Linked DNA regions of Mus musculus: region 1 is linked to region 2. Evidence: chromatin loops called from intact Hi-C (ENCODE). Cell type or tissue: left cerebral cortex. All regions are shown on one strand. Links, peaks and the distances in the headings refer to the core of each region. The heading gives the core; the rest is flanking DNA.

Region 1 (10,354 bases), core at 947-8,946, 50 kb before region 2:
CTCTAAAAGTTTAAATACTACAACTTATCTAAAAGAAAATAATTTTCCCTCCTTAGATTAGAAATTATCTCAGAAACCATTATAAACTCAAATGGAACATCACTGCTTCTAGAACTTAATTGTTCATTTATATCCAGAGTTCAAGATTAACATTGTAGAAAATGTTACTAGCACATGTGATCCCTCACATTATTATTATTTCCTATTATTTCCCTTTCCCAAGGAAATTAGATTTATGCCTTTCTTTTCCTTTTATATTACACGTAGCCCAGGCTGGATTCTAAACATTGGCTTATTTAAACTGGCTTCATATTAACATGTGAATGGCTATGCATATAATCATGTATAGGCCCATGTACATGAATACACACACACACACATGCTACCACACATAATCTGTATCTATCTGATTTAAGACCTCTCTATTCAGATTCAGATAAAATTGAAGAAAACTCAAGCCAGTCAATGACAAATAACAAAGTAAACATTAGAATATTACTTCCTCATCTTTAAGATGAAGCTACAGAACCATTTTTATGATATTTTGGTAAGAAGCTAATGAGCAATTGTCTAACTCTACTTAGCACCTACAAAAGACTGAAGGTTCTGTGAGCAAGATGGAGTCAGGAGAGAGAAACCCAGTGATTTGGGAATATTTTTACATTGTTGTCTGGTTTCCAGAACTCTTTCATACATAACTCCACCACCCCTATACAGATGCCTTTGAGGTAAATGACACAGGGTATCAGTCAACTTGACCTGAGGTTCAGCCTCAATCTGCTATTTTGAGCATCTGCTCACAGAGTCAACGAATAAACCTGAGCAACCATGGATCTGGGAGGATAGGGGGCAATTCTCCCTGCATCTGAGATAAGCAAAGCATATCCCTACAAGCACCTATAAACTGTGACAGTAAAGGTGAATCTTGGATCTGTAGAAAGACAGCAGAACACAGATCAGAACATAGATTTTGAAGTAGGCAATTTAGCCATTCCACTTGAATAGCTGCATTATCTAGACAATAACATGTCTTCTAAACATCATTAGACTCATGTAAAAACAGGGCTAGTAACTCAGTGATTTATAATATTACTTGCATCATAATATTGAATATTTGTTGAAATTCCATATAATTATTCTCATATTTCAGAGAATAAGTGCTTATCATGGAAGCTATTTCTACCATTGCAGACTTTGAGAACAAAGCATTTTTTCCCCTAATATAAGCAGATGAAGGGATAGTCAACACTACACTCACTTAAGGAAACAGGAGGCATGCAGAGGCTGGGCCCAGATCACAAAGAACTCAGTGGAGGTGTTGGATTTCTTCCCTAAGACCCAACCCTTCTCTAGAGAAATTTCTGTGGTTCTTTCATTTCACTTAAAAGGGAAAAAAAAGGCAAAAAGAAATATCTTCCATTTGAGGAATTCCCTTGTAGAATTTCATGGTTTTGTCCCACACTCTCTTGGGTCTAGAAAATGACTTTGTGTTCCTATGTTTAATATTCTGAGCCTCTGATAAAGATGGATTTTTGTTGAGTTTAAGGCCCACACAGGTTCCAATTTAGAACCAACCCTAAATCTTTTGCGGCTTTCAGTTAGTCTTGGCAGAACACTTTCAGGGTGGGAGGATTCTTAATGGGTTTCTTTAAAGAGATTCTTTAAAGAGTTCATTTAGGCTCAAACCAAAGTAAACTAACCATTCTATTCCCATGGATTTTAGAGAGGGGGGTTAGGCTTCAGGAGAAATGTGGTAAGCAGAGCCTGCTGAGAACAGAGCTGATTGATACTGGTGGCCATGAAACTGCAAGTCTGTGGAGTCATTAAGGAGGTTTTTTTCACAAAAACCTTTTTAAAGTAACTTTTATTCCTTTCTGGTTGCCACATCTTACAGATGTCAGAATGCACCCATGCATGAACCTGCCTGCTGAAAGATCATTGTGGTCAAAATCAATCCTAGAAACATGAAATCACAAAATGAACGTCTGATAGAAGCTTTACATTTTTCTTGAAATGGCAATGCAAATTAAAACTCTGACACAGAATAAATAATGATACTTTCTAACTATTGCTCCCTGCTAAAAGGTCCTCCAGGCCCTACCTCAGATCCTTGCCTTATCTCAGACAAATATCTGAGGTTGTGGAAGATAACAATGTTTTTCTCTGATGCTTCTTCCTCTTCTTCACAGTTTTGATGTTATTGTGTCTGAAAATGTATATAGTTTAGCAGTTTTTCATCCTCTGAATTATAAGAAACTTATATTCTGCTCTTAATTTCTTCTCATAAATACTTATAAGAAAGAATCCAAATGAGAGTTTTTCTTGAATGGACTCATGTTTCAAATATAGTTTAAAATTAAAAATAAAATGTTTTACATTAAGACTGTTTGATATTATAAACCAATAATTCTGCAAAAATCAAGCAAATTTTATGTTAATCAAACTATAAATGTTTTTAAATATTTTCTTAAAGCAACAGTGTTTATGTTAAGACAAGCTCAAATATATTTTAACTATTTTAAATTGTTTAATAGTTGCTTTGTTTTCAGAATTATTGACATTTACCATCAAATAATTTAGCTTTTGTTAGTACAATGATAGATAGATAATAGATAATAGGTAGATAGATGATAGTTAAGTAATTAAATAAATAGATGATAGATAATAGATAAATGATACGTAGATAGATGATAGATAGATAGATAGATAGATAGATAGATAGATAGATAGTTATATTGTTAAATAATAGATAGATGATAGGTAGATAGCTAGATGATAGATGGATGGGCGGATAGACGGATGGATGGATGGATGGATGGATGGATGGATGGATGGATGGATGGACAGACGGATGGATGGATGGAGATTGATAGATAGTCAACTGTTTTAACTAAAATTAAAGTGGTAGTACCTTAGAACACAGGTTACTCATTCTTCAAGGTATTTACCTAGAAGAAATGAGAGCCATATATTCATACTGCACTTCCATGTCTCCTACAGTATCACTCACAAAAGCTGTGATATGGAAATGAACCTAGTTGTCTCTTAATGTACAAATAGATAAAGAAGATGTGGTATACATACTATAGAATACTATTTAGACATAAAGAATAAAATTTTCAATTATAACATAAAAAATATGTTAAGTGAACCTGAAAAATATATTATGTGAAATAAGTAAAAGACAGAAAGGAAGACAGCACATGATCTCACTCATATGTGGGATATAACATAGAAGTTGAAAATAGAACAGCAGCTACCATAGACCAGAGCAGTGAGGATATTAAAAGATTAACCAGTGGGTTAAAAGACTATTACATAAGACTATTTGAAAAGAAGAGTAAGTCCTGAGGTTCTATGGCATAGCAAGGTGAATATAACTAACAAATATTTATCAGCTAAAGACAAAAAGAAAGAAAATAAAATTTAGTGACTCAACAGCTAACCAAAAACATTTGGAGAAACATTTTTAAAGATTTTTATTGGCATAATTAAGACTACATGATAGTGGGTCTTATTGTGACATTTTCATAAATGTGTAGAATGTATTTTGGTCATGTTTATCCCATTACTCTCTCTTAGTCTACCCCTACCTACTCCCACGAAAACCCTTCCTCTTCTCAAATAGCTCAATTCTACATTCATGTCTTTACTTATTTATTATGTATTTACCATGACTCAGTGAATTTCACTGGGGTTGTTCACAAGAGTATGAGTGATATTATTTTGGGGAGCATAAGCAACTTGCCAGTGGCTGCATCAATGAAGAAAATGTCTCTCCCTGCACCAACAACCTATAAATCCTCAGGGTTGTTTAGGCTTCATAAGATCCTCCTCCTTAGCAACAAATTCCCTGATAATAAAATGTTGACAGGCCCAATCTTATACAGGTCTATAGGCTACATAAGCTACGGTTTATATACTCTACAGCTGCTGTGAAATCAAAAAGGTCATAGCCAGGCCATGTCCAGGAGAAAGCATTCTATAGCACTCTGCCCCTTTCTCCAGATCTCACATTTTTTTCAGCCCATCTTTCATGATGTTCCCTTAACCTTAATAATATCAATGTCTTATTTACAGCTGAGCATTCAACAATCGCTATAGTCAGAAGTTTGGTCAACTGTAAGCCTCTGCAATAACTACCATTCACTACAGAAAGACATCTCTATGACAAAAGCTACCACCAGCTCTAACTTATAGGCAAAAAACATAAAGATTTAGAAGGCAAGTTTGACAAAAACATTGTGTCCATGTAGCAATATACCAGTTGGAGTCTGAGTTGTGGAAATATACCACTGGGGACCACTGGTTTTGACTAGGATTGCAGTACCAGACATGAAACCTCTCCTATGGAGTAGATCTCCAATCCAAGCAATAAAGTAATTTGTTACCCCCAAAATAGTGATACCACTTGTGTACCAGTAGGAACATCTTGCCTAGCAGGTGGTTATTTAAATATTTTAAAAATAAATAACACTGCTTTTTTATAAACTTTCTAACGAAGTTTCTAAACACTTATTCTGGAAAACAGGGAATGCCAAATTCTTTTATAAGAATAGTATACTTTGGCAAAAGTAATGAGAAAAACTATAGATAAATATCCTTCATTCATATAGATGCAAAATTTTAGACAAAATAATCACAAATCAAATTGATCAGTTAAAAATAGAATAACATAAAGATCAAAGGTATAAGTTAACCTTCAAAATCAGTTGCTCTAGATTACTCTTTCCACCAATATCCTGAAAGCAACATCCTTCCTTGTGCTGTATCTGCAGCAACCACCTCTTAGAGAACATGATGAAAGACAGTATGGATTTGGGAACTCCCAAATAAAGAGCTGAAGAAGGCTCACCTAACATACGAGGAAGGTGGCAGATCATCATAACTCTAACTTGCTAAAGCTCACAATGCACTGAAAAGACTAGGGCACTAATTGGGCAGATGGCTCCCCCACCAGAAGAGATCTCCAGGGTGAAATGCAGAGACTGGAGCCTTTGACCACACTGAAAGAGTTATCCAAGCAAGTGCTAGCATGGAACATTTTCTGAGACCAGAAAAGGAAAACTTCAGATTCACAGAAGATCTAGAATTTCCACAACTCAGACTTCATAAATCATGCAGTGATACAAATAAATAAGAGACAGGTAATGATACAAACAGAATAGAGATAAGGGCAAGAAGAACAGCAAAAGTCTTTCCTAACACTCAAAGACAGAACAGTAAAGCCATAAGAATGTGGCTGAAACTTTGATTTTCTAGATAATCCAGACAAGCCACTGTCCATTTTCATAAATGGAAAGAGATTGTTCTAGAGTGTATTCAAACTAGTCTTCTAACCATTGGGAAGTCTGGCAGCAGACCTATGTCCCCTGCAATACATCATATTCAGATCCCTCATCCTACTCCTCATCTCCATGGCCATATGAAATTGAGAATATGATTGCCACTGGTGTCTTCAAGTTGCTGATGAGGGTACTGTGACCAAATCCTGACTGTTGAAAACCTGACATGTCCATATCACAACTCTCATCAAGTTACCAATGCTACCTCCAGAACACTTAGTGTGGTTGTAGTGTTCAACCCTCAATTACCAGCTCAGTACCCCAATGAAAGAAAAATAGCCTACCTGTGCATTGTCCTATCTACAAATAGAAAGTCCCTAAATGCAGCTTCTAGCGCACTAAACAAGACACATTTCTAGGTTCCCCATACGGTGTTGGCAGAAATGCTTCAAAGAAACAGAAACTGACCTCATTCAAAATCTCTGAGGGAAACATTGGAAGGCATGGTTTGATGAGGGACATAAAACTGTGCCAGGAAGTATGGTAAGGTAGAGCAGGTTGAGACCCAGAGACTCAGTGGGCATAAACCTGACACTTAGGTGACTCCCATCTTTCTGCCAGACTCCTGACTTGGAACACATGCCTTGCTTCTCATGTAAAATAAACATATGAAATAAACCTAGGCTCAAAACAGAGTTCTCCATGCTATTGAGGTACTTAAAGGCCCTAAGGGCTTAGCCAATAAGCTTCCCTTCTCAGAAATTCCTCCCTGCAAAAGGCATGTAATCTCAGGCCCACCCTGAGAAGTGGGGTATGATTTCACACATCCACTTTCTACCATGACAATAAACTCTTTAGAACCATGAACTGAATCTTTTCACCAAGATCCACCATGGAGAGCCATGGAGAAGGCCTTTCCCTACAGAACCTCATCCTAATCTCCTGTAGAAGGCCTCCCTGCAATCCCAGCCACAACCTCCACCAAGCCTGCCTCCGCCAAGCTAAGGACAATCATCTGGGATGGGACAAGCCAGAGCTCCCCTTCTGCCCTGACCCCAGACTAGATGCTATCCCAAGCCCACAACCCCACATACACATACACAATCTTTTCTCTGCTCTTCCATGACTTCAAGCAGCACCTGGATGTCCAAGAGTCTAAGAAACCATGACTCCAGCCTTGTCACAGGCTGGGGGACCCTTGAACCAGCTCCACCAATTTTACACCTAAGACTGAGTTTTCCCACTCCCAGAGCTGTGCCTCAGCACTTCCCTATGCCCCAGCACCCACCCCGGTGGAGGTGTGAGATAAGTGCAGTCAAACTCTCCTTGTTCCACCTCCCCCAAGGGGGCATGCCCAGTAGCTGAGCAGATGCCAGCCAACAACCCTGGAGTTTGAAGGCTTTCAGATGTCTTACAGTACCAGTAGTCTTTGACCAAAGCAGTCATCCCAAATGACCAGAAAGACTCTAGCTCAGGCTTCCAGCATTGACCAATAGACACCCTACAACACAATTCATCTGAATTCTGCTTAGCCATACATTGAGTACTATCACCCATTATCCAGTAATGTTCCAGGCCAGCCATTCACAATGGTCTTCACTAGACTGAATAATGACTCCTGAAACTCCTGATTCCTATGAACTTGCCTGGCCCATCTTCCTAAGAAACAAATATCTTCTCCTGGGAGCTCTTGCCTTCCAAAGAAATCTAGAAGACCACACTCCCAGTTCTCAGTGAGTAACCTCTTCGAGGACCTTCAAGCGTCCTTTTAAAAAAATAAGTAGGAGAGTAAGGAATCATCAAATGAAAGGATGGCTTAGCCTCCAAACTCAGGGGAGAAGAGCAGAAAGAGGAGGCTGATCAAGGGACTGTTGGGCTGAGATGAGAAGAGCAGAAGGAGGTTGCGAGTGTTGATGCAGATCCTCCCTATCTGTGAAGTATTGGCAATGGTAGAGCACCACTTACTGCTGACAGGACACACACTGACTGAATCCTTGAATCTTCCATTTCACTTGAAAGAGAAACTATTTAATTGCCATTAAGGGAATTTGCATAAGTTAATAAGGATTTGAATTAACAATTGTGTGTACTCAAATATTATATAAATAGGTACTATAAAAAGCCAGTGTTTATTATCCAAAAGACTACACTAGTGGACCTACAGAACTCACATCTTTTTTTTTTTTTTTTTGTGCTGATTCATTACCACCTTCTTTTAATTGTACATTTTTTTCTTTTTTTTTATTAATTAGGTAATTCTTCACTTACATTTCCAATGCTACCCCATAAGTCCCCCAAGCCCTCCCACACACACACTACCCTCCCCCTTCCCACTCCCACTTCTTGGCCCTGGAATTCTCATGTACTGAGGCATATAAAGTTTGCAAGATCAATGGGCCTCTCTTTCCACTGATGGACAACAAGGTCATCTTCTGCTACATATGCAGCTAGAGACACCAGCTCTGGGGGGTACTGGTTAGTTCATATTGTTGTTCCACCTATAGGGTTGCAGACCCCTTTAGCTCCTTGGTTACTTTCTCTAGCTCCTCCATTGGGGGCCCTTTGATCCATCCAATAGTTGACTGTGAGCCTCCACTTATGTGTTTGCTAGGGCATGGCATAGCCTAGCAAGAGACAGTTATATCAGGGTCCTTTAAGCAACATCTTGCTAGTGTGTGTAATGGTGTCAGCATTTGGAAGCTGATTATGGGATGGACACCCAAGTATGGCAGTCTCTAGACGGTACATCCTTTCGTCTCAGCTCCAATCTTTCTCTCTGTAACTCCTTCCATGGATGTTTTATTCCCAATTCTAAGAAGGAGCAAAGTGTTCACACTTTCGTCTTCGTTCTTCTTGAGTTTCATGTGTTTTACAAATTATATTTTGTATCTTGGGTATTCTAAGTTTCTGGGCTAATATCCACTTATCAGTGAGTACATATCATGTGAGTTCTTTTGTGATTGGGTTACCTCACTCAGGGTGATGCCCTCCAGGTTCATCCATTTGCCTAGGAATTTCATAAATTCATTCTTTTTAATAGCTGAGTAGTACTCCATTGTGTAAATGTACCACATTTTATATATCCATTCCTCTGTTGAGGTGCATCTGGGTTCTTTCCAGCTTCTGGCTACTACAAATAAGGCTGCTATGAACATAGTTGAGCATTTGTCCTTCTTACTGGTTGGAATATCTTTTGGATATATGCCCAGGAGAGGTATTGCGGGATCCTCCAGTAGTACTATGTCCAATTTTCTGAGGAACCATCAGACTGATTTCCAGAGTGGTTGTAGAAGCTTGCAATTCCACCAATAATGGAGGAGTGTTCCTCTTTCTCCACATCCTCGCCAGCATCTGTTGTCACCTGAATTTTTGATCTTGGCCATTCTGGCTGGTATGAGGTGGAATCTAAGGGTTGTTTTGATTTGCATTTCCCTGGTGATTAAGGATGTTGAACATTTTTTCAGGTGCTTCTCACCCATTCAGTATTCCTCAGCTGAGAAGTCTTTGTTTAGCTCTGAGCCCCATTTTTAATGGGATTATTTGATTTTCATTGTATATATTGGATATTAGTCCCCTATCTGATTTAGGATAGGTAAAGATACTTTCCCAATCTGTTGGTGGCCTTTTTGTCTTATTGACGGTGTCTTTTGCCTTATAGAAGCTTGGCAATTTTATGAGGTCCCATTTGTCGATTCTCAATCTTACAACACAAGCCATTGCTGTTCTATTCAGAAATTTTTCCCCCGTGCCCATATCTTCGAGGCTTTTCCCCACTTTCTCCTCTCTAAGTTTCACTGTCTCTGGTTTTATGTGGAGTTCCTTGATCCACTTAGATTTGATCTTAGTACAAGGAGATAGGAATGGATCAATTTGTATTCTTCTACATGATAACTGCCAGTTGTGCCAGCACCATTTGTTGAAAATGCAGTCTTTCTTCCACTGGATGGTTTTAGCTCCCTTGTCAAAGATCAAATGACCATAGGTATGTGGGTTCATCTCTGGGTCTTCAATTCTATTCCATTGGTCTACTTGTCTGTCTCTATACCAGTACCATGCAGTTTTTATCACAATTGCTCTGTAGTACAGCTTTAGGTCAGGCATGGTGATTCTACCAGAGGTGCTATTATCCTTGAGGAGAGATTTTGTTATCCTAGGTTTTTTGTTATTCCAGATGAATTTGCAGATTGCTCTTTCTAATTCGTTGAAGAATTGAGTTGGAATTTTGATGGGGATTGCATTGAATCTGTAGATTGCTTTTGGTAAGATAGCCATTTTTACTATATTGATCCTGTGAATCCATGAGCATGGGAGATCTTTCCATCTTCTGAGATCTTCTTCAATTTCTTTCTTCAGAGACTTGAAGTTCTTATCATACAGATCTTTCACTTCCTTAGTTAGAGTCACGCCAAGATATTTTATATTATTTGTGACTATTGAGAAGGGTGTTGTTTCCCTAATTTCTCTCTCAGCCTGTTTATCCTTTGTGTAGAGAAAGGCCATTGACTTGAGTTAAATTTATATCCAGTTACTTCACTGAAGCTGTTTAACAGGTCTAGGAGTTCTCTGGGGGAATTTTTAGGGTCACTTATATATACTATCATATCATCTGCAAAAAATGATATTTTGACTTCATCTTTTCTAATTTGTATCCCCTTGATCTCCTTTTGTTGTCGAATTGCTCTGGCTAGGACTTCAAGTACTATGTTGAAGAGGTAGGGAGAAAGTGGGCAGCCTTGTCTAGTCCCTGATTTTAGTGAGATTGCTTCCAGCTTCTCACCATTTACTTTGATGTTGGCTACTGGTTTTCTGTAGATTGCTCTTGTCATGTTTAGGTATGGGCCTTGAATTCCTGATCTTCCCAAGACTTTTATCATGAATGAGTGTTGATTTTGTCAAATGCTCTCTCCACATCTAAGGAGATGATCATGTGGTTTTTGGCTTTGAGTTTGTTTATATAATGGATTATGTTGATGGATTTCCGTATACTAACCATCCCTGCATCCCTGGAATCAAACCTACTTGGTCAGGATGAATGATTGTTTTGATGTGTTCTTGGATTCGGTTAGTGA
Region 2 (10,354 bases), core at 948-8,947:
TATTCCAAAGCTGGGGCTGTGGCTGAAGAAGCCTTGTCATCAATCCAAACAGTCACAGCCTTTGGAGCCCAAGAGAAAGAAATTCAAAGGTCTGTCCCTTTAATTATGATAAAAAGACGCTTGGTTCTGTTTTCTCCGAAGGCTTCTATTACTTGGTGTTTTGCTTTGTAAGGTATACACAGCACTTAAAGGACGCAAAGGACGCTGGCATAAAGAGGGCTACGGCTTCAAAGCTGTCTCTTGGAGCAGTCTACTTCTTTATGAATGGAGCCTATGGACTGGCTTTTTGGTATGGAACCTCCTTGATTTTTGGCGGAGAGCCTGGTTACACCATCGGAACTATTCTTGCTGTAAGTCTTATTTGGAAACAAAGATGGCAGGGTTAGATCATCTTTCCTTATCTAGAGTTTAGTTTGGGGTTTTTTTTGTTTGTTTGTTTTGTTTTGTTTTGTTTTTCTAGATATTTTCTTTATTTACATTTCAAATGTTATCCCCTTTCCTGGTTTCACCTCCGAAAAACCCCCATCTCATCCCTCCCCCCTATCCTGCTCACCTACCCACCCACTCCTGCTTCCCTGTCCTAGCATTCCCCTACACTGGGGCATCTAGCCTTTACAGGATCAAGGGCCTCTTCTCGCACTAATGTCCAACAAGGCCATCCTCTGCTACATATGCAGCTGGAGTCATGGGTCCCTCCATGTGTACTCTTTGGTTGGTGGTTTAGTCCCTGGAAGCTCTGGGGTTGGTTCATATTGGTTTTCCTCCTATAGGGCTGTAAACCCCTTCAGCTCCTTTTCTCTAGCTCTTCCATTGGGGACCCTGTGCTCAGTCCAATGGTTGGCTGAGAGCATCCACCTCTATATTTGTCAGGCACTGGCAGAGCCTCTCAGGAGACAGCTCTATCAGGCTTCTGTCAGCAAGCACTTGTTAGCATCCACAATAGTGTCTGGGTTTGGTGACTGTATATGGGATGGATCCCTAGGTAGGGTGGGGGGTGAGGGCAGGACAGTCTCTGGATGGCCTTTCCTTCAGTCTCTGCTCCAAAACTTACTTTGAATAAGGATGATTACCTTCTCACGATTTGCATGTACTTTTAAATTCTAATGTGTGTGTGTGTGTGTGTGTGTGTGTGTGTGTGTGTGTGTGTGTGAGTGAGTGTGTAAAAAGGCTTATTCATCTAACATGTTTTGTGTCCTCATTGTGGCAAGCATTGTTCTTTTAGAATAACCATAATTGAATTCCTCACTAATAGATACAGTCTTCTTAATCTAGCACTGAAAATAGCCAATTTGTAGTAAAGCATGTCCTCTCGGGTTTCCTGGGTTGCGATCACAGTCCACAAAGATGCTGCTAACTGAAAAGTCCTACAGTAGCTGGATCCATCTGTTATACCTCTATCCTTTCCAGCATTTAGCTGAGTTTAGGCTAGAGAGGTGGCTCAGTGGTCAAGTAGGCACTGCTTTTGCAGAGGAGCCAAGTTCAGTTCCAGCACCCAGGTTGGATGGGAATGGTTCACACTGCATTCATCTTCAGCTCCAACTCCAGGGGACCCAATGTCCTCTGGCCTCCTCTGACATCTGCATTGGTGTGCAAAAACACCCACTCAGAGACACATACACAGAAATATTAAGGAAGAAGGAGAAGAAGGAGAAGGAGGAGGAGGAGGAGGAGGAGGAGGAGGAGGAGGAGGAGGAGGAGGAGGAGGAGAAGGAGAAGAAGAAGAAGAAGAAGAAGAAGAAGAAGAAGAAGAAGAAGAAGAAGAAGAAGAAGAAGAAGAAGAAGAAGAAGAAGAGAAAGAAAGCTTCATGCAACCCTTTCCAATCTTGCAATCCAGAGTCTTTTAAACTGCTACAGTTATGTATGAAATTGTAAATCATTCCACTAATCTCAAGTCTCTACATCAGACACATCAGCTCAGGCTTAAAGAGATCTGTTGTGGTAAGCAAAGGGACCTTCTCTACTGCTTCCATTTTTGTTTGGTCTTTCCATCTTAGATAGATGTCTCTTCTTTCAGTTAAATGGATCTTTTTAATTTGAGACTTTCATAGTTAAGGCTCTGGGCTGTTCATTCATCTCATATGAAGAACTAGGACCTGATATTTTTACTCTTTAGTTCCCACATATTGAAGGACAGAGAAGAGTGCATGCCATTGTAGAATTCATTCCTTATTTGACCTTTTCCTGCAGAGGCATTTGCCTAAATAAGGACAGTGGGTAACAGAGAAGTTTTAAAAGCAGGATGGAAGCAATACAATGTCTCTGTACTATCACTTCAATTACTCTCCTGCTAAATCTCCCAGTGTTGTCCATAGTAGAGGGAAAGGGTCCATAGGAGCACACTCAGCTTGTGGGCCGCTTCCTGTGGGCCAGCATGGTTCAGACAACTCAAATGTTGCTGCAGCTGGAGAGACACAAACTCGCGAATTGGAGTGTCATCCTGAGAATAGGCCAAGACTGCTGGGGCAGCCTGTGTTTCCCTTACAGTCTTCATCCTGTCTTCCATCTTGTTGTTTTGTTTTGTTTTGTTTTGATTCTTTTTATTAGATATTTTCTTTATTTACATTTCAAATGCTATCCCAAAAGTCCCCTATACCCTCCCCCCCGCCCTGCTCCCCTACCCACTCACTCCCACTTCCTGGCCCTGGCATTCCCCTGTACTGGGGCATATAAAGTTTGCAAAACCAAGGGGCCTCTCTTCCCAATGATGGCCAACTAGGCCATCTTCTGCTACATATGCAGCTAGAGACACGAGCTCTGGGGTACTGGTTAGTTCATAATGTTGTTCCACCTAAAGGGTTGCAGACCCCTTCAGCTCCTTGGGTGCTTTCTCTAGCTCCTCCATTGGGGGCCCTGTGTTTCATCCTATAGATGACTGTGAGCATCCACTTCTATATTTGCCAGGCACTGGCATAGCCTCACACGAGACAGCTATATCAGGGGCCCTTCAGCAAAATCTTGCTGGCATATGCAATAGTGTCTGGGTTTGGTGGCTGATTATGGGATGGATCCCCAGGTGGGGTAGTCTCTGGATAGTCCATCCTTTCGTTTTAGCTCTAAACTTCGTCTCTGTAACTCCTTTTATGGGTATTTTGTTCCCTATTCTAAGGAGGAATGAAGTATCCACACGTTGGTCTTCTCTCTTCTTAATTTTCTTGTGTTTTGCGAATTGTATCTTCGGTACTCTATGTTTCTGGGCTAATATCCACTTATCAGTGAGTGCATATCTAACGACTTCTTTTGTGATTGGGTTACCTCACTAAGGATGATATCCTCCAGATACATCCATTTGCCCAAGAATTTTATAAATTCATTCTTTAATAGCTGAGTAGTACTCCATTGTGTAAATGTACCACATTTTCTGTATCCATTCCTCTGTTGAGGGGCATCTGGGTTCTTTCTAGGTTCTGGCTATTATAAATAGGGCTGCTATGAACATAGTGGAGCATGTGTTCTTATTACCAGTTGGAACATCTTCTGGATATATGCCCAGGAGAGGTATTGCTGGATCTTCCGGTAGTACTATGTCCAATTTTCTAAGAAACCGCCAGACTGACTTCCAGAGTGGTTGTCTTCCATATTCTTATGTAAGTCCTCTCATAGTCCATGAGCACAGGCCAAACACACCTCCCAATCCCATTGTCTTTCTTACTTCACTACAAGGTGACTATTGTTTACTTTGTCCCTGTAGGTTTTCTTCAGTGTGATCCATAGTAGTTACTGCATTGGATCTGTAGCCCCTCACCTGGAAACCTTCACAGTAGCCAGAGGAGCTGCCTTTAATATTTTCCAGGTTATTGATAAGGTAGGAGCTCTCACTGCATTGAAAGATATCTGTCCTTACTCTAAGAAGGAACCTGAAAGATAGGAACATTCAACTCCGGAAAACCACAGGGTGGGTAAAACCTACACATTGGTTATTTGGTTATAGAGTGAAAGATTGTGGTTAACTTTTGTGGGGGAATGATTTTTTATTGAAAACTTCATGTCTGTCTAGTGGTAGTGGCATACACCTTTAATCCCAGCACTCAAGAGGCAGAAGCAAGTGGATTTCTGTGAGTTTGAGGCTAGCCTGGTCTTCAGAACAAGTTCCAGCCAGGGCTACACAGAAAAACCATGTCTCAAAGAAAACAAAAAGCAATAAAACAAAATAAACAAAGAAAGAAAAAAAAGAAAGGAAGAAAGAGAAAGAAACAAAGACAAAATTTCATGTCTAGTTTCATGTACTTCTAAAACAGGAAGGAGATTTTAAAAGAACTTTAGGGTCCATCTCTAAACTATTCTGGGATAGAAGCTTAACCCTTTAAAGATGTATAACAATCTCTTTGTTTTTCCAAGAAACCCAATATAGATAACTTTTCAACAGCTGGATTTGTACCTGAATGTATAGAAGGAAACATAGAATTTAAAAATGTTTCTTTCAGCTATCCATCAAGACCTTCTGCCAAGGTATGTTAAATTCAGTTTCATTCTTCCATTTTCTGACATTGTCTTCAGGCCAGAATCTTCTGTTGTGGGAACTTTTTTTAAAGATTCTTTTATTTATGTATGTGTGATATGTGACTATATGCTCGTTAACCTGTGGGAGTGTGCATATACATGTGTGCATGTACCTGTGGAGGCCAGAGATCAACATTTGGTGTCCTCTGTGATCAGCCTCCACCTTACATATTAAGGAAGTGTCTCTCACATGAACTGGAAGCTCTACAGTTTGGTTAGTTTGCTAGCCAGTTTGCTAAGGGATCTCCTGTTGCTGTTTCCCACACTGGGATTACAGATAGCTGCCTCCACCCCTTCCAGAATCCCTATGAATGCTCTGGAGTTAAACTGCAATCCTCAGACTTGCATGCCAAGTACTTGCCCAGTCCCTTCTTTCGGATGATTTTGACCCAGATTTTGTCTACTTCCTTAAAGAAGCAAGTAGGCCAATATCTGACAAGCAGTGAGCAAATATATCTGGATATTGCGGGGCTTGTGGTTTAATAATAAAGCTGTGGAGACATCTGTATAGCATAAGGCTGTTAGCCTGTTTGCTGGGCAGTCTCACAGCTAGCCCATAATTTAAACTGACATCTCCAGTCATTTGACTCTTTCTCAGCTCTACCTCAGGGCCTTGCTACCTTTCTTTCTCTCTCCCTGTCCTCCAACCAGTCCTCCAACCAGTCCTCCTGCCAATCCTCCTGCCAGCCCTTCTGCCCCAGATCCAACCGCAAGCTCTTTATTATGCTAAAATCCCCCTCCTTTTCGTCCAGTTGGCCTGGGAGGGGGCGGTGGGGGCGGGGAATAGTATGTGTGACCTTCCCTTTCACAGCTTGCTTTTTCTCTTGGGTTGGGTGAGAAAGCAACAAATATTTACAGATCCTGCTAGCCTGGCGCTGCCAACCCAGCAATTAACAATTGAGAATACAAGAGCATACCTTATAACACGTGTTATCTGCAACCGTGATTTATATTTTCCTTCCTCTCTCCTGTATTGGACCGATAGTCATTTTTAACTGCCAATGTTTCCTCCATGCTCCTTTTCTAAGCACACTAAAATGTCTTGGATTAATGCTGCCACCTACTGGTGATGCCGGGATATTATCCAGCTGTATTTAATTTATTTGAATATGGGAGTTTCCAACCTTCAGATGAGTTCCTGTTAAGCCTTCCCTCTCCTACCTTTAGGACTTCTACTGCATGTGCAATTGTATCTTAGATACCCTTCCTCTCACTTTCCACACTCTCATTCACACACACAGGCACACGTACATACCTGTGCCCGTGCACAGACACACATTTATCAAAACACAGTCTGTCCCATTCGAATCACTCGGCCTTTAATTGTTAATGCCCAGCCCATGCTCTCTTGGAGTGCACTCAACATACTAATCTTTTAAAAACAAATAATTCTTGGGAAAATATGTCTGCTGTTCCTATTAAATTGTCCTTATATTTGTATTTATATTTAATTAATGCATTTGCTTCCTCTGCTACCCACCCTCAAAAGGAGAATTGTTAAGGATTACAAAAGGCAGCTACTAACAAAATACGTAATTAGGATATAAGAAGTGGGGACAAAATTTTATGTGAAACAAATGAGATTGCTAATGCTATCAACTTCTAATGTGCCGTATAGAATTTGCATTAAAAATAATGCACCCACTTCTTTCTCTGTTTTTCTCTGACTGGCGTTTTTTACTGAAATTCTCTCCTCAGAGTCTTTTGCTTTATGACTTGTTTGTCACCATCGTTGTCTGGGTTTTTGCCTTTTCTCCTAACACAGCATTTTAGACTGCATTTTGGATATACATTTAAGCTGGGTTCTGGGACCCTGAGCACCAGTTATGCCAATAATGCCCCGGGCCACGCTCTCTGGGTTCTAAACAATTCTTATTTGTTTCTTTATTTTGAAGCTGGGTTTTCACTAGTACCCCAAGCAAACTCCTGGCTAGCATACCTGGGTAAACAATTGCCTTTAACTAATTTGTGTATCTGTTTGGGAGAGAAGGGGACATGCCACTTTGCACAGGTGAAAGTCAAGAACAGCTTAGCTTTCAAGACTTGGCTTTCCACTCCCAACTCACTATTTGGAATGTACCTTGTAAAAATATTAGACCTATTCTAAAGGGGAACTTTCCTAAGTAACTCAATTATTTGTCAAGATTCCACTTGCTACAAATTAAAAAATAAAACATTAATTTGGTTGTTTTAAGATTCGTGTAAGGTATTTCAGTTAAAAATGTGAAGTTTGCAGGCTTGGTAGATGATTTGCTTGGTAGTGAGCAAGTAAGGTACCCACTACTCAAACATGAGGCCGAGGGTCCAGATCTCCAGCACTCACTTAAAACCTGGTAGTTATGGCAGCCCACTCATAATCCCAGAATATGGGAGGCAGAGATAGAATCCCCCCAAAATGCTAACCAACCCAGACTCACTGAAAACTAGGCTCAGAGAGAAACCTTGCCTCAATATATAAGGTGGAAAGCAATTGAGGAAAACTCCTGTTGTGAACATGGAGCCTCTATGTGTATGTACACATACATACATGTATACCTGCACACATGCAAACACACATCATGTGCACATACAGTGTGCACATGGAACAAGGAAGGGAGAAGGAAGAGAGAGGAAAGAGGGAAAGAGAAAGCAATGAAGGATGAATGTGATCAAGATATACATACCATACTTATGGTAATGTCATAAAGAAACCCATTATAATTTTGTACAATTAAAATATGCTATTAAAAATATGGGAAGAGTTTTCTGTGCCTAGATAACTCCTAAATTAGATCTCTTCTATGTATAAAGAAATGTTTAAATACTGTACTCCCAAACTGTGTATTACTATAGGTATAAATGGGGTATTATACAAATAAATATAAGATCTAAATTGTTTTCATGTGCCACCTAAGAATTTTTCTGTTTATAATTACAGATTAATTTTCTGACTGTATTATATAACTGTCTGTCATTCCTAACTGTGTCATTCCTGTGCATCTAACAGGTTCTGAAAGGTCTCAATCTGAAGATTAAGGCTGGAGAGACAGTAGCCTTGGTTGGTCCCAGTGGCAGTGGCAAGAGTACGACAGTGCAGCTTCTGCAGAGGCTGTATGACCCAGAGGACGGCTGTGTAAGTGCAGACTGTGGGGGAAAACCATGCAGAAGGGGCTGGGAAGATGGCTCAGTGTTTCAGAGCTTGCTGTGACATCGAGAAGTGCTGTATCCCCAGCACCTACATAAAACTTGTGAGTTGCACATCTGCAATCCCAGTGCCAGAGAACTGGATCTCTGAGGCTGGCTGGTCAGCAAGGGTGGATGAATGGGTGCACTCCAGGTTCCCTAAGAGATCCTATCTCAAAAATTAAGGAGGAAATTGATCCAGGAAGCGACCCAACCACTGGTCCCTATGCACATGTGTGTGCACATCCCAAACACTGTTCCCTATGCACGCATATGAACATCCCAAACACTGGTCCCTATGCACACATATGAACATCCCAAACACTGGTCCCTATACACACACATGTGCACATACCCAAACACTGGTCCCTATGCACATATGTGCACATACCCAAACACTGATTCCTATGCACACATGTGAACATCCCAAGTACAGGTCCCTATGCACACACATGTGCATATACCCAAACACTGGTTCCTATGCACATGTGCGTACATACCCAAACACTGTTTTCTATACACACGGCATGCACACACATTAACATGTACACATGTACACAAAAAGAAAAAAAATACTAATTCTTAATGTTTCTAGTTAACACTTACAACATTGTCTTTAAAAGAAAACTTGTTCAGAACTTTGTAGGCCGGAGTTTATGCTAATGGTGACTAAATAAATTACCGAATCAGTCAGTGTAAAGAAGTGCTGATTCTCACACAAATGCCAGGGCTGTGAGGAATGGAGTCTCTCATGGCCACATCCAACTCTGTCTCTGGAATATGTTGAGCTACCTAAGAAGACAGAGAAGGAACTTTTACCTTTGGGGACTGAATAAAGTATTGAGAAATAAAAAAGGCTAGAACCTTATCGACACCATCAGTCTTAAAACAAAGTTGATGGCGTCTGTCTATATAACATTTGTAGCATCTACAGTGTTTGTGTATGTGTGTCTTATTAACAACCTTATTAATACTTAGTTTGTGGTTTCATGGGATTTTAAGTTAATTAAAATTTCTTGAAGATTTGTTAGTTCCAATCTTCCGGGGGGGGGGGGGAACTATTGGTGTTATCCATACCATAAATATGTTTACTAAAATATAGCGAGTCCTGGCTGAGATACTACTTCTCAGTTTATTCTTTGGATTAAGAAGACAGTTGGAAGCCAACACCTTGGACAGCATCATAGCCTGCTTGGTTCTTTGGTATGGCAGATCACCGTAGATGAGAATGACATCCGAGCCCAAAACGTGCGACATTACCGAGAGCAAATTGGAGTGGTCAGACAAGAGCCAGTTCTGTTTGGGACCACCATCGGTAACAATATTAAGTTTGGGCGCGAAGGTGTGGGTGAAAAGGAAATGGAACAGGCAGCGAGGGAGGCAAACGCCTACGACTTCATAATGGCCTTTCCTAAGGTGAGATTGTGCTGCCTGGGTTCTCAAAATCCAGCCAGAGTACCTGAGGGCTCCGCACAGCCCAGCTAGGCCAATTCACATTACACAGTGGGTTCATGTGGAGAGTATTTTAGATGCAGCATCTGCAGACCGAGGAACGTGCTAAAGTCCAAAAGAAGGAAGACGTCAGTAAAAGGCCAATTGCGAGAGGTAAGTTTAATTTTTCTGCATGTCACTGTACCCGAAAAAGAAAAGAATATCTATGTTAAAGCAGGACAAAGAAACTTGAGAAAAATCGGGAGCGCAAGCTGAGAATGTTGGTTTGTACCTCCATCTAGTGGTTAGTAGTAAAAATGGCATGCTCACACGCTGTCAGGACTGATGTGCTAAGATGAGGTTCTTCTAAAAGTTCAAGGAACGAACACTGTATTAAAAATGTAGAACTGTAAAAAGATGTGATAAAATTTGAAATTCTTGGAAGCAAGACAAGTATTAATGAACATAGGGTGATAGTTTTTAAACCATTTACCTATCTTTCCTGAAGTTTAAGTTCATTAGAGCCACCTGATAATTGTGGTTGTATCCAATAAGATAAAAAAAACTTACACTTGAAGTTAAATTATATCTGCAACCCATCACTCCAGAGGGTCACAATAATAAAAAGCGTTAATTTTGAAGGACACACTTAAAAACCACACTGTGTACATTGTAACAAAAAATAACTTTTTTTTAAAATAATGTTTATTATGCCGTGATTTAACATAGTGATTAACATAGCATGCAGGCCAGCAAGATCACTCGGGGCTTGAAGGTTCCTTTCCTTGGCTGAGAAGCAGCACATTGCCCTTTGTTGGTCTTTTATTCCTTTCAGTGAATTTCCTCAAATGCACAGTGCTCTCCCGCCTCTCACTTAGAATTCAAGAGCATTTCAACCTGACTCTGCAAGTTGGTATTTACTTTACTAAAAGAACATGTATAAACAAAGATGCCCTTTGCGGTAAATTTAATAGTAAGTCACAATGCTGTAATCCAAAGAATAAAAGGAGAAACTAAAGGTTAGTGTGATGAATGCCAATATTCACAGGCATAGTCACTGGGGGGTGGCGGGGGGGGGGGATGAGAAAGGGGAGAAGAAGAGGGAGTAAGAAAAGGAGAAAGAGAGGGGGGAGAAGAATGAAGGGAGGGAGGAGGGAGGAGGACAGAGACAGAAAGACAGAGAATCAGCAGCAAAAGCCATTCTTGACCTCACAGTCACTGAAAAGTTGACCTTAAGGGAAACTATGAACCCCTTGTGCCTATG

Evidence for each region. Hi-C counts contacts between places; a loop is a spot of excess contacts. Peaks named below come from ENCODE experiments on the same cell type or tissue, not always from the same donor. Only the 100,000 strongest peaks of a DNase experiment are listed, where the experiment ranks them.
Region 1: it touches region 2 in a loop (2.3-fold over the local background); 3 of 42 quality-filtered maps call a loop at or near these places.

Annotation. Positions count from the first base shown.
Region 1 is chr12:118,976,298-118,986,651 of GRCm38, reverse strand. No RefSeq gene overlaps it. Among named protein-coding and RNA genes, the nearest start is that of Abcb5, 15 kb to the right of the region's middle. In left cerebral cortex, for the core only: no CTCF peak of the experiment used is centred there; DNase peaks (open chromatin) are centred at 1,576 and 5,770; H3K27ac peaks cover 1,076 bases.
Region 2 is chr12:118,925,943-118,936,296 of GRCm38, reverse strand. Abcb5 (ATP-binding cassette, sub-family B (MDR/TAP), member 5) reads left to right here. Exons shown (of 28, transcript NM_029961.2): 8 at 1-89; 9 at 173-350; 10 at 3,689-3,802; 11 at 4,336-4,446; 12 at 7,484-7,609; 13 at 8,872-9,075. Among named protein-coding and RNA genes, the nearest start is that of Abcb5, 35 kb to the left of the region's middle. In left cerebral cortex, for the core only: a CTCF peak has its summit at 5,558 (motif pointing left); DNase peaks (open chromatin) are centred at 4,817, 5,002 and 5,554.